Linked DNA regions of Homo sapiens: region 1 is linked to region 2. The links are chromatin contacts, found by Hi-C in ENCODE. All regions are on one chromosome and are shown on one strand. Each heading gives the region's core, a stretch centred on a gene start or an enhancer-like site at or near the end of the contact. The rest is flanking DNA. Distances are from core to core; before and after follow the strand shown. Region 1 has its middle 2.7 kb from the start of MEP1A. Region 2 has its middle 29 kb from the start of CLIC5.

Region 1 (4,954 bases), core at 1,926-4,425, 740 kb before region 2:
ATAAGAACTAATAACATTCCTATAGGGCAGCCATAGCCATTCATATCATAAAACAGGATAGACGATCCCCTTAACAATAAAAATAAAAATAATTTATAAAATTATTATTATTTAATTCTAATAAAATATAAATTCAAATTTTATGGAAATGTTATAAAGCAATTATTGAAGGACATAAAAATACCTGACTCTCTCTCTATATGTACATATGTATGAAATATTAATAGATTGTTTTAATATTAATCTATAAATTCATTGTCATTCTAGTAAAAAATCTAACAGGGTTTTCAGTGGAACTTGCCAAGCTGACAAATGGTTCAATTCGCATGAAAGAGTAAACATTGAAGAATAGATAAGAAAATTCTGAAAAGGCTGAATAAAGAGAAAAGAATTGCCTCAAAAGAATATCAGGAGCTTTGGTAAAGTTACAGTAATTAGAGTGTAATAGTTCCAAAAATAAAGATAAAATGAATCTATAGACTGGAATAGGTAATATCCAAATAGATGCAAGCATATGCAGGGCTTTTATGTATAAGAGGAACCAAAAAGGCAAGAGGGAAACTTGGGTCTCTTTCATAATAATGTGGGAATAATTGCATTTCCATATGAGGAAATACATTAAATGTACACCTGATACCATTGACAAAAATAAATTCTAGATAGATTAAAAATTTAAATATGAAAATATAAACTTCAAAAAAGAAAATATAGGAACATATTTTTAACCTTTAGGTCAAGAAAGATTGCTTAAACATGAAAAAAACATAGAAATTACAGAGGAAAAGAATAATACATTTGACTGTATCAAAATTTAAACTTCTTTATGACAAAAACATAACATGATTAAAAGACAAGCCACAGGTGAGAGATGATATGTATACTGCATATAATTGAATAAGAATAAGTATTCAGGATATGTAAAGAATTTCTACAAATCAATAAAAAGAACAGGAGATTATCTAAGGAAAAAATGAACAAAAAATATGAGTAGCAAATTCACAAAAGACCCAGATGGCCAATAAATATGTAAAAAGATTTTTAGCCTCGTAAGTAATCAGAAAAATTATAGGTTCAAATAGCAGTAAAATACCACCTCAAGCTAAGATTGGCATAAATTAAGAAGACTGACAATATCAAGTGTCAACAAGAAGGTAAGAAAATAGGAAATCTAGTAGGACATCAATTTGATGCTATCTAATGAAGTTGAAATGTGCACAGTTCATAAGATAGAAACTTCACTTCTAGGTCTATATGCTAAAGGAACTCACACATATGTGCACAAAATTCCACATAGCATATTCATTGAAGTTTTTTTGTTATGGTAAAGAATGGGGAAAATGTGTTTATACTAAAAGAAAAGATAAATTATGGAATATATTCAGCCATGCACAGGTAAATGTTTAATAATCGGCTCTTTTAAAAAAAGTAAAAACAAACAAGCAAACAAACAAAACCAAGCCTTTATTTGTAGTGTTTGTTGATTGCCATGGTCAATTTCAAGCTACCAACACCATGTCACTGAATGCAGTGTTGGGAAGAGATGTACACAGTGGGCTCCATCTGCGCCAGCACAATACTAAATATATGCACACACCCACCTATTCTTGCCTGCACCAGATATAAGAATCTTTGGCATTAGAGCAATCTTCAAGGTCTAGAGCCTGCATCTCTCTACCTCAGACTTACTACTGGGCAGGTGGGCTAGTCCTGCTGTCAAAAAAGCATTTCCTGTCACAAAAGACTTTTAGAAGGTGAACAGTAGAGCTTCTTGAGCTGTAAAATAGGAGGCATGTCAACTGGGGGCCTGCTTCTGATGGGCAGAAGCGTTCTATGGCTGATTTTTGTTTTACCTAAGCCACTGATGGTGAGGTGATAAAAGGCCATCTTCCACCGTCTCTAACCATTACAAACCACTAATATTATTTTTTAAACGAAACAAAACAAAACAAAAAGCCAAATTTGCCCAACAGCCGCAATGACTTAAGTGAGCAACTACAATCTAGACCATTTAAAAATTGGGCAATAATCAAATTTTAAAACTGGCCAACATCGTAAGAATAATTGGCTTTAAGTATCAGTGTGGAAAACATATGAGACTTTTATTTCTTAAATGTGTTGTTTAATTTTTCTCAAATTCTGAAGCAATTATGGTAAAACTGAATATTTGGTAAAACTGAATATTTGTTAATCTTGGAAACCAGGAAGTAGGAGTTTGTTATTTTATTTTCTAAAGAAAAAGGCAGTGCTGTTGCTTTGGTACACCTCTCTACTAAATCTCAGGTATCAGGATTTCAAACAGGGAATAGTGAGGCTGTTTAATTCTCTCCACCTTCTCTTGCTTCCAGCCAGATGTGTTTTTATCTTTCCCTGCCTTCTTAAACTTATCTGAATGATATACTACAACAATGGCTTTGGAATCAGATAAGCAGGAACTCCACCTCTACCATTGACTAGCTACAGTAATTTTAGTACCTGCTTTTTATGTGTAGAATGGATAGTGGTGCCTACTTCATGGGGCCAATGTAAAGATTCAATGAGATAACATATGTAAACCACAGCTACTAGAAACATAGGAAGCACTCAATAAACTGCTCCTTCTACCTGCTAGTTAGCAACTGCCTCCTAGCAAAACATGGGCACTAAAAACACAGCTCAGCCCACTCCTTGCTCAGTAGAATCTCCAGTGATGAGAACATAGGTCTTCAGCAGACACAACTTGCCCCCAATTATTTTATTGTCACAATCTTAATGGCAGATGTTAATTAGTTACCAGCTATTTGCAATCCTAGTCACTTCTTCATTGTGTCAGGGTATCAAATGAGTAAGGCTGGGGCCTTAAGTCCTTCATTTGAAGGGTTTATGGCTTTTCAGTTTAAAGAAGATTATGCACTCTGTGGTCAAGGTCCATGCTTTATTTCCTGTATTTGCCCCAGTGTTTGGAAACATAGTAGGTAATTAGTTCTCATTTTAACTGAAAAAAGTAAATAGAAATTTCTCTGAAGGTATCGGATGGGGTGACTTGCTTTGATCTCAGGAAGGGCATTTCATAAACTGACCAGTTGAGAAAGTGGTCTGAAGCTTAGAGGAAGAAAGCCATTGACAGGTAGAAAATGGAAAAACCCGCCCCCAGCTATTTCCACACACTCTCCAGCTTCATAAAAGCTCAGGCAAGGAGTTGGGCTAAGAGACTTGCAAAGTCCTCTCACCCCAAACCCTTCTCAAGGATGTTCTCTGCCCTCTTTCTACTCTATTGCAAGATGCTGATTCCTTCTGCTTCACTCACAGAGTTCTGCCTTCAACCAGCTGTCAGCTAACCTGAAACACAACAGTCCTTGTTCCTCCCAGGGCAATCAACATATTAACAGGGGCCCAAAGGTGTATAGAGCAAGAGTCGGCAAACTGTCTGTAAAGGGCAAAGAGATATATGTCAAGCATTGTGGGCCATATGAGCCCTGTTGTAGCTATGTAACTCTCCTGTTGTATGTAGCATAAAGTAGCTGTAGACAATAATGTAAAGGTGTGAACATGGCTGTGTTCCAATAAAACTTTATTCACAAAAACAAAGCAAAGGGTCATAGTTTGCTGACCCCTGGGTTTTAGAGAATAACCCTCAAGGTGGTGGAAATTGAGACGGTGATAATAATTATAACAGAAGCAGTAGCAGCAACCAACATGTACATAGTACTTACTGTGGGCCAGGCAGTATTCCAAGTATCTAAGGGTAATTATCCATTCAATCCTCACAACAATCCTACGAAGAAGCAACTATTATTATCTCCATTTTATATATTAAGAAACTGAGATGAAGAAAAATTAAGGAACCTTCTCAAGGTCATGCAGATCCTGAACAATGCTCCTAAATTCCACCTGAGAGGCAGTTCTTTACACCTATGTCTGGCCTTTGACAGCCCAGGAGTGAGGCCTCCACCATTATGCTGTAGCATGCAGACCCCTGGTTTCACAGGGTTCCATCTCTAACAGTTTACTAAGAAGAATTAACCCTGAGGGAAACAGTTCCCAAGCTATAGATTCCTTCAAAATCCTCTGGATGGTTTGTTGAGGTACAAATTTCTTGGCTTGGAATTTGGAAATCCTGACTCACGTCAAATGGTGAGTTCCAGAGATCTGCATTTTTAATAAGCACCCTTGTGACTCTGATGCAGGTAGTCTGTGGAACACACTTTGATGAACAGGACACTGTGGAATTTGCATCAGTCAGATGCTTCCACTCTCACTGTGGTTATCGAATAGCTTTCCTCTGATTCCCTTTGTATAAGAAAATCAAAAGATCATAGAACCTTCAGTTTCCTAATAGGGAATACATCAGATGTTAAGAATTCGAGAGATCATCAACACAGAAGTCCATTTCAGAAGGCCTCCAGGAAACAGCCCCTCTGCAGTGTGGTTTGAGGACCTGCATTTTTAACAAGCTTGGGGGTTATTTCTATATGGAAAATGTGAGACCTGCTGACCTGGGCAGGCAACTGTGTTTTGGAGTGTGTACAGACACCAATCCCAATTGGTGAGGCAAGGGGTACTTCTTACTCAGCTGGGCACTGAGGACCCTAATAAGCCACTCTTTAGGGCCAGGTGGGCATTCAATGGATTTGGTTCCAGCCTTTTCTCTTTTATAGAACCCAAAGAACACATTGTTATCTTTCTCTTATGACACAAGGAAGAATCAGACAAGCAGCTTACTTTATGTTTTCCCAATTCTCTTTCTACTTATCGAACCCTCATAAAGTATTTAAACTGAAGCCAACTCAGCTATGAGCTACAAGATTGTCCCCTGATTTCAGGAAAAGTCTCCAACCTCTGCTAATTAGAGGGATTATCGCTGCTCACGCGGCCTAGTTGGACTGTGACATCTGGGAGAGAATACTTAACACATGGAAATTGTTGAGTGAAGGGAAGACACAATTGAGCTGGACTTTTCTCTGAAAGGAAATGTGAT
Region 2 (4,650 bases), core at 869-3,368:
TTCTGTTTTGACTAGGCATTGGTGAAAACTAGATCCTCTGTTTACAATTTTACATATCTGATAACTGGGAGAACTTCCCACAGACTAGCTTCTAGCTCTATATCTTTCAAATTTCAATCTTCATATCCTGCATATTTCTGGTGCTGATGCCATAGGATACATTTATATTGTGACATGACCATCTTTGGGTCATGACCTGAGTGAAGTCAGCACAATGGGCATCAAGAGTATTACTGAAGGCCAGCTCTTCACCATGATGGTTAACAATAATGTAACTATTACCGGAAATAACTTAGGACCACACAAATATATCTCACTAAACCCAAACTAAATATATGCCTAATTTAACTTCCCACTTAGTGAAGTACCCAAGATGCCCATGGCAACTCTAATACCATCTGAGGCTAGTGGAAGTATAACAGAGGGAAAGCTGTAATGAAAAGAGGCATTGGTCTTAACCAGTTGCAGCTCAAATATCTTATGCTTGCAAATTTTGCAAAAATAAATCATGTGAACACTACGGTAGGTCCCTTTCTGGGCATGGGAAGGGAGCAGTGAAAGTGAGAGGTCTTGGACTTTGAGTTTTATGATTATGACAATAAATCATCCTTGCGTTAGGTCAGAGTATTCCAAGCTTCTTCCTATACTAACCAGATAAATGGACACAGATTGTTTCCACCATCGTGATTATTAAATTGTCAAATCAATGATGGTTGAGCCATCTTGGGCACCACACTTCCTCCAGGCATGCAGTGAGGACTGGTCATCTCCGCTGGCCCCTGTGCATGTCTGTTAGGAACAAACACCTCCTGTGTAGTTAGACTTCGCTGACACAGGCTTCTATTTAAGGAGATGACTGTTATTAATAGAAAGAGTGCTAAAACTACTCTAAACAGAAATGGACATGGTTTCAAGTGGACTTTATCAAAATCATCATGGTATACACCCATCTGAAAGTAAAAAGCAAGTTTCACATGAATGATGGGGTCTCTTAAGTGACCACACTGAATTGACCATACAGGCTTTTCTAAGTAAAATGTCTAATCTCAGAAAAGGCAGTACCAGGTGGTCTGATGTTAAAGAGACTTTTGACCATTTCCCACTCTCTTTGCACTGTTAGTCAACAGTCACTGGTTGGTTTTGGGAAATGGTACTGACACTTCATTTCGTTTCTTTTGTTTCCATTGAGGTGGAATTGATGAGCTTGTTTTGCTGTTGATTTTACTGTAACTAGGAAGGTCCTTAAGTGAGGCAGATAAGATGGCAGCAGAAGCTATCAGAGGAGGAGAAAGGAACCTTAGAGATTGTCTTCATTACATAGTGGAGGGAACTAAAACCCCAAGAGGAAAAGTTACACATCAGTTAGAAGAAGCATTACTCAGGGGTAAGCAAGGCAAGTTTCATCTCTGGAATCTAGTCCACTTTGTTTCTGTACTTTCAATCCAAACTAATGTTTCACCAAAGTCCTACTGGAGAAGATGGTTTGGGTAACTATGGAGTAATTCTGGCACCCTCTCCTCAGCCCCAGCTCCCCAATCCCATGCCCCAAAGTGATTGCACCTGCCTTTACACAGGTAAGGCGATTGTCAAAACTTGTATTTGAAAAATAATAATACCAAATGCTTATGTTCATGTGCGTTCCTTAGCCAGTGCTTCCAATGACTGGAACATGTTCAAAATTGCATGAATACTATTTCATAGAAGAGAATAAGATGTGGAAGATAGCTGTATTTTGGTAAATACCAATTAGTAATATGGCATAATTGGAACTTTATAAGATATAAAAAATAAAAAATATTTATAATTTGTAATAATTTACTAAATTTAAAAAGTAGGTATAGTTGTTTAAAGATAAAATTATTTTGACTTTGAATAATGATTAAATAAGTTCCTCTCTGGCTTACTGCTTTCTTATTCACGTGTCTTGTTTGATCAAACAGGGAGCCATAGATACACAGACACTAAGTAAACTTCCATGAACAACCCCAAAAGACAGGTAGACCATCTTGTTACCTAGAAGGCCAATGGTTTCTTGGCAACCAGCATCATGGAGAATGGGCCAGTGACTCTCTGCCCTCACTCTGTGGTGTTTCATGAAGTCATATATACTCTGAGTCAATCCAGGGTGAGTCATATTCCCCTGGGCAGGCAGTTCCCACATTGCAAAAGGAAGGAAGGAAAGGAAGCAAGAAAAATAATAATAACTCGGTGGTTATTGTGTTAAATAAAGTACATTTCAATATGTTGTACCAGGTGGTAAAATTATAGAAGCCAATCTTTTCTGAAAATGCAAGATGCGGTATGTTGGATCAAGTGATTTAAAAAAAATGTAATTGTTTTCAAACTTGTTTATCTTCTGACCTCTTGGAACTGCCTATTAAAAAGAGGAAGCTAATTCCTCTGGCAAACTTTGTGGAAACTTGACACAGAGTCTTAGGGTGGTATTAAAAATGCAACAGGGCATTTTACTCTCAGAGGAGAGCGGGTGTGGTGGGGGACTACGGCCCACTCACTGCTCCAGGTCAGCAAGCTAAGAATGATTTATTTATGGCAAGCATGCTAGATGCCAGCCGCTTCTGGAGGAGCTGAGTGCTCAAGAATGAAGGCCTCAAACACAGGAGATGAATCTCCCATAACCTCTGATGATTTATGAGAGAGTTATTAATTTGATTCTCATTGTCAGGTGATGGATCAAGATACATTTTGAATTTGAGCTATTGTTCTTTCACTTTCTTTGTCTTCAGTAGGATATAGTTTAGATTGTAACTTTCATTAATTGTGTTATAATCCTACAAGTAGCTGAATATGCATTCTTTTTCATCTTCAGTCACTCTATGGCCCCCAAATCATATAAGAAAAATAGATGACTGTTTAGTTAGAGAAGTAAGTTCCCAGAAGCATTTTCATCCAGGCTCACCCCAAGAAACCTACATTCCTGCCACTGTCAAGCGGGTCTGCTCTCCAGATGTGAAGCAAAAGATCACCAAATCTCCATTTCCATTTTACCTTTGCCCTGAAGGTTTGTAACAATACTGAAAGCAAATAACTCAAATCCACAGTGCAAAATTTCCAAATTTATGTAAATTTCTGGACAGGCCTGGTCTTAAACCAAGTGATGATACAGGTAAAATCTCTTTCCAAAGCCACCATTTCCCTCCACTACTTCTTGTTTTCCCCTTCCTTGTTCTCCCCTCTTTATGTACCCTCTTTGGGTACTACTCTCGGAAAAGAGCCTGTCAAGTGCAGTCATTCCAGGGAATAAATATGATCTGAGGTGGTTATTTTTATCAAGGTATTTTCCTTTTTTATTAGTCAAAAAGCCTCAACTGGAGCAAGGAACCCTTTGTAAAACTTCAAGCCACAACAGATGGCATCTTCCAAGGAAAGAACCTTTGAAGCATTCACAGGTGACTACCACAGAGACCCTCATGGGTGACTACTGTGCTAATGGCTGCTTTTGAATTTGGGCAGCTCCGCAGGTAGATACCAGGCACTATTTTGCTCCCAGCATTGTAGTTGTTTCTTTTCTCCCACAAGCATATGGAAGCAGGCAATGCATCTTATCCAACTTCGCCTACCCCACAACACACAGCAGAGGACATTGCACACAGCAGGCTGACTGGCATCCGATGAATCTGTGAACTGAAGAGTGGGCTGTCCCTCCTTTTAAGAATGCAATGATAAACTCTGCTGCCCTCTGCAAGTTAGATACAGAGAGCTCCTTGCCATACCTCAGTGTAGAGCACCACCTCCCTCCTCATTTTTCACATTGGTGAATGGAGACATAGCACAGTGCATGAGCTGCCCTCAGGAAGTAAATGAAGCACAAGTGAAGGGACATTCCTTTCTTCCCATCTCCACAGTTCAGATTTTGTGTGTGTGTGTTGCCTGAACTGTACTCTGAAGTGGCTCCTAAACTTAGCTTCTTCTAACTGCTACAATTACCCTCTGACTTTGAAACAACTTTCTCCACCTCAATATAAAAAGTGAACCTAGTACATTAGGAGTTTGCCTTATGTGATTTGGCAGCACAAAAGTTCCAAAATAAGTTGACCTGTTATACTTCCACCACCTCCAGCCTTTCTCTATCTCACCACCAGCCCTATCATTTTTCCTGTACTTTGCAGGTATTTGAGAACATGGTGCATAAGCAAATGAAGACATTAACCTGGTTTCACAATCTAGTTCCCTTCTGTGTAATTATAGGCCAGCTTCTTAAAACTTCTAATCCTCACTTTTCTCATCTATAAAATAAGAAAATACAATACATGCTTTATAAGGCTATAGCAAAGAGTAGATGAACCAATGTATACAAAGTACCTAGCACAGTACATGGTACACAGAGGGTGCTCAATAACTGTACATCATTATCAGCACCGTTAATAGTCTCATCATCACTGTTGCATCTAGTAACTGCAACCAACTCTGTTGGTGCTAATGACGCAAAGTCATTAGGAGTGATTTATGGGTGGGCTATGTAGAATCAGAAGGTAAAAATCCCTGCAAATTACACACTTCTGAAATATATCTCTGTTTTTCAGTCAGCAACCTTGCTCCTTGGAAACAAAATCACATAAGCAAGAGAGAACGTGCACCCAGAAGCATGTGCCTTGGCCCTCCCACTTGGTGGACATTGTGTTTTACCTGTTG

Evidence for each region. A loop is a pair of places that touch in the nucleus more often than their neighbours do. Pooled maps may share reads with other maps.
Region 1: a loop to region 2 is called in a map with no recorded cell type, with 2.6 times the contacts of the local background. The contact joins two enhancer-like sites. A Hi-C loop is called at or near these places in 1 of 168 maps with a recorded cell type or tissue (endothelial cell of umbilical vein), 3 of 37 single-sample maps with no recorded cell type and 6 of 50 pooled maps.

The regions. Positions count from the first base shown.
Region 1 is chr6:46,788,217-46,793,170 of GRCh38, reverse strand. No RefSeq gene overlaps it. Among named protein-coding and RNA genes, the nearest start is that of MEP1A, 2.7 kb to the left of the region's middle. Within about 2 kb of position 3,175, at least 2 of the 41 ENCODE cell types and tissues checked have a DNase peak (open chromatin) inside an H3K27ac peak, as active enhancers do.
Region 2 is chr6:46,042,904-46,047,553 of GRCh38, reverse strand. It overlaps a transcript of CLIC5 not described here. Among named protein-coding and RNA genes, the nearest start is that of CLIC5, 29 kb to the right of the region's middle. Within about 2 kb of position 2,118, at least 5 of the 41 ENCODE cell types and tissues checked have a DNase peak (open chromatin) inside an H3K27ac peak, as active enhancers do.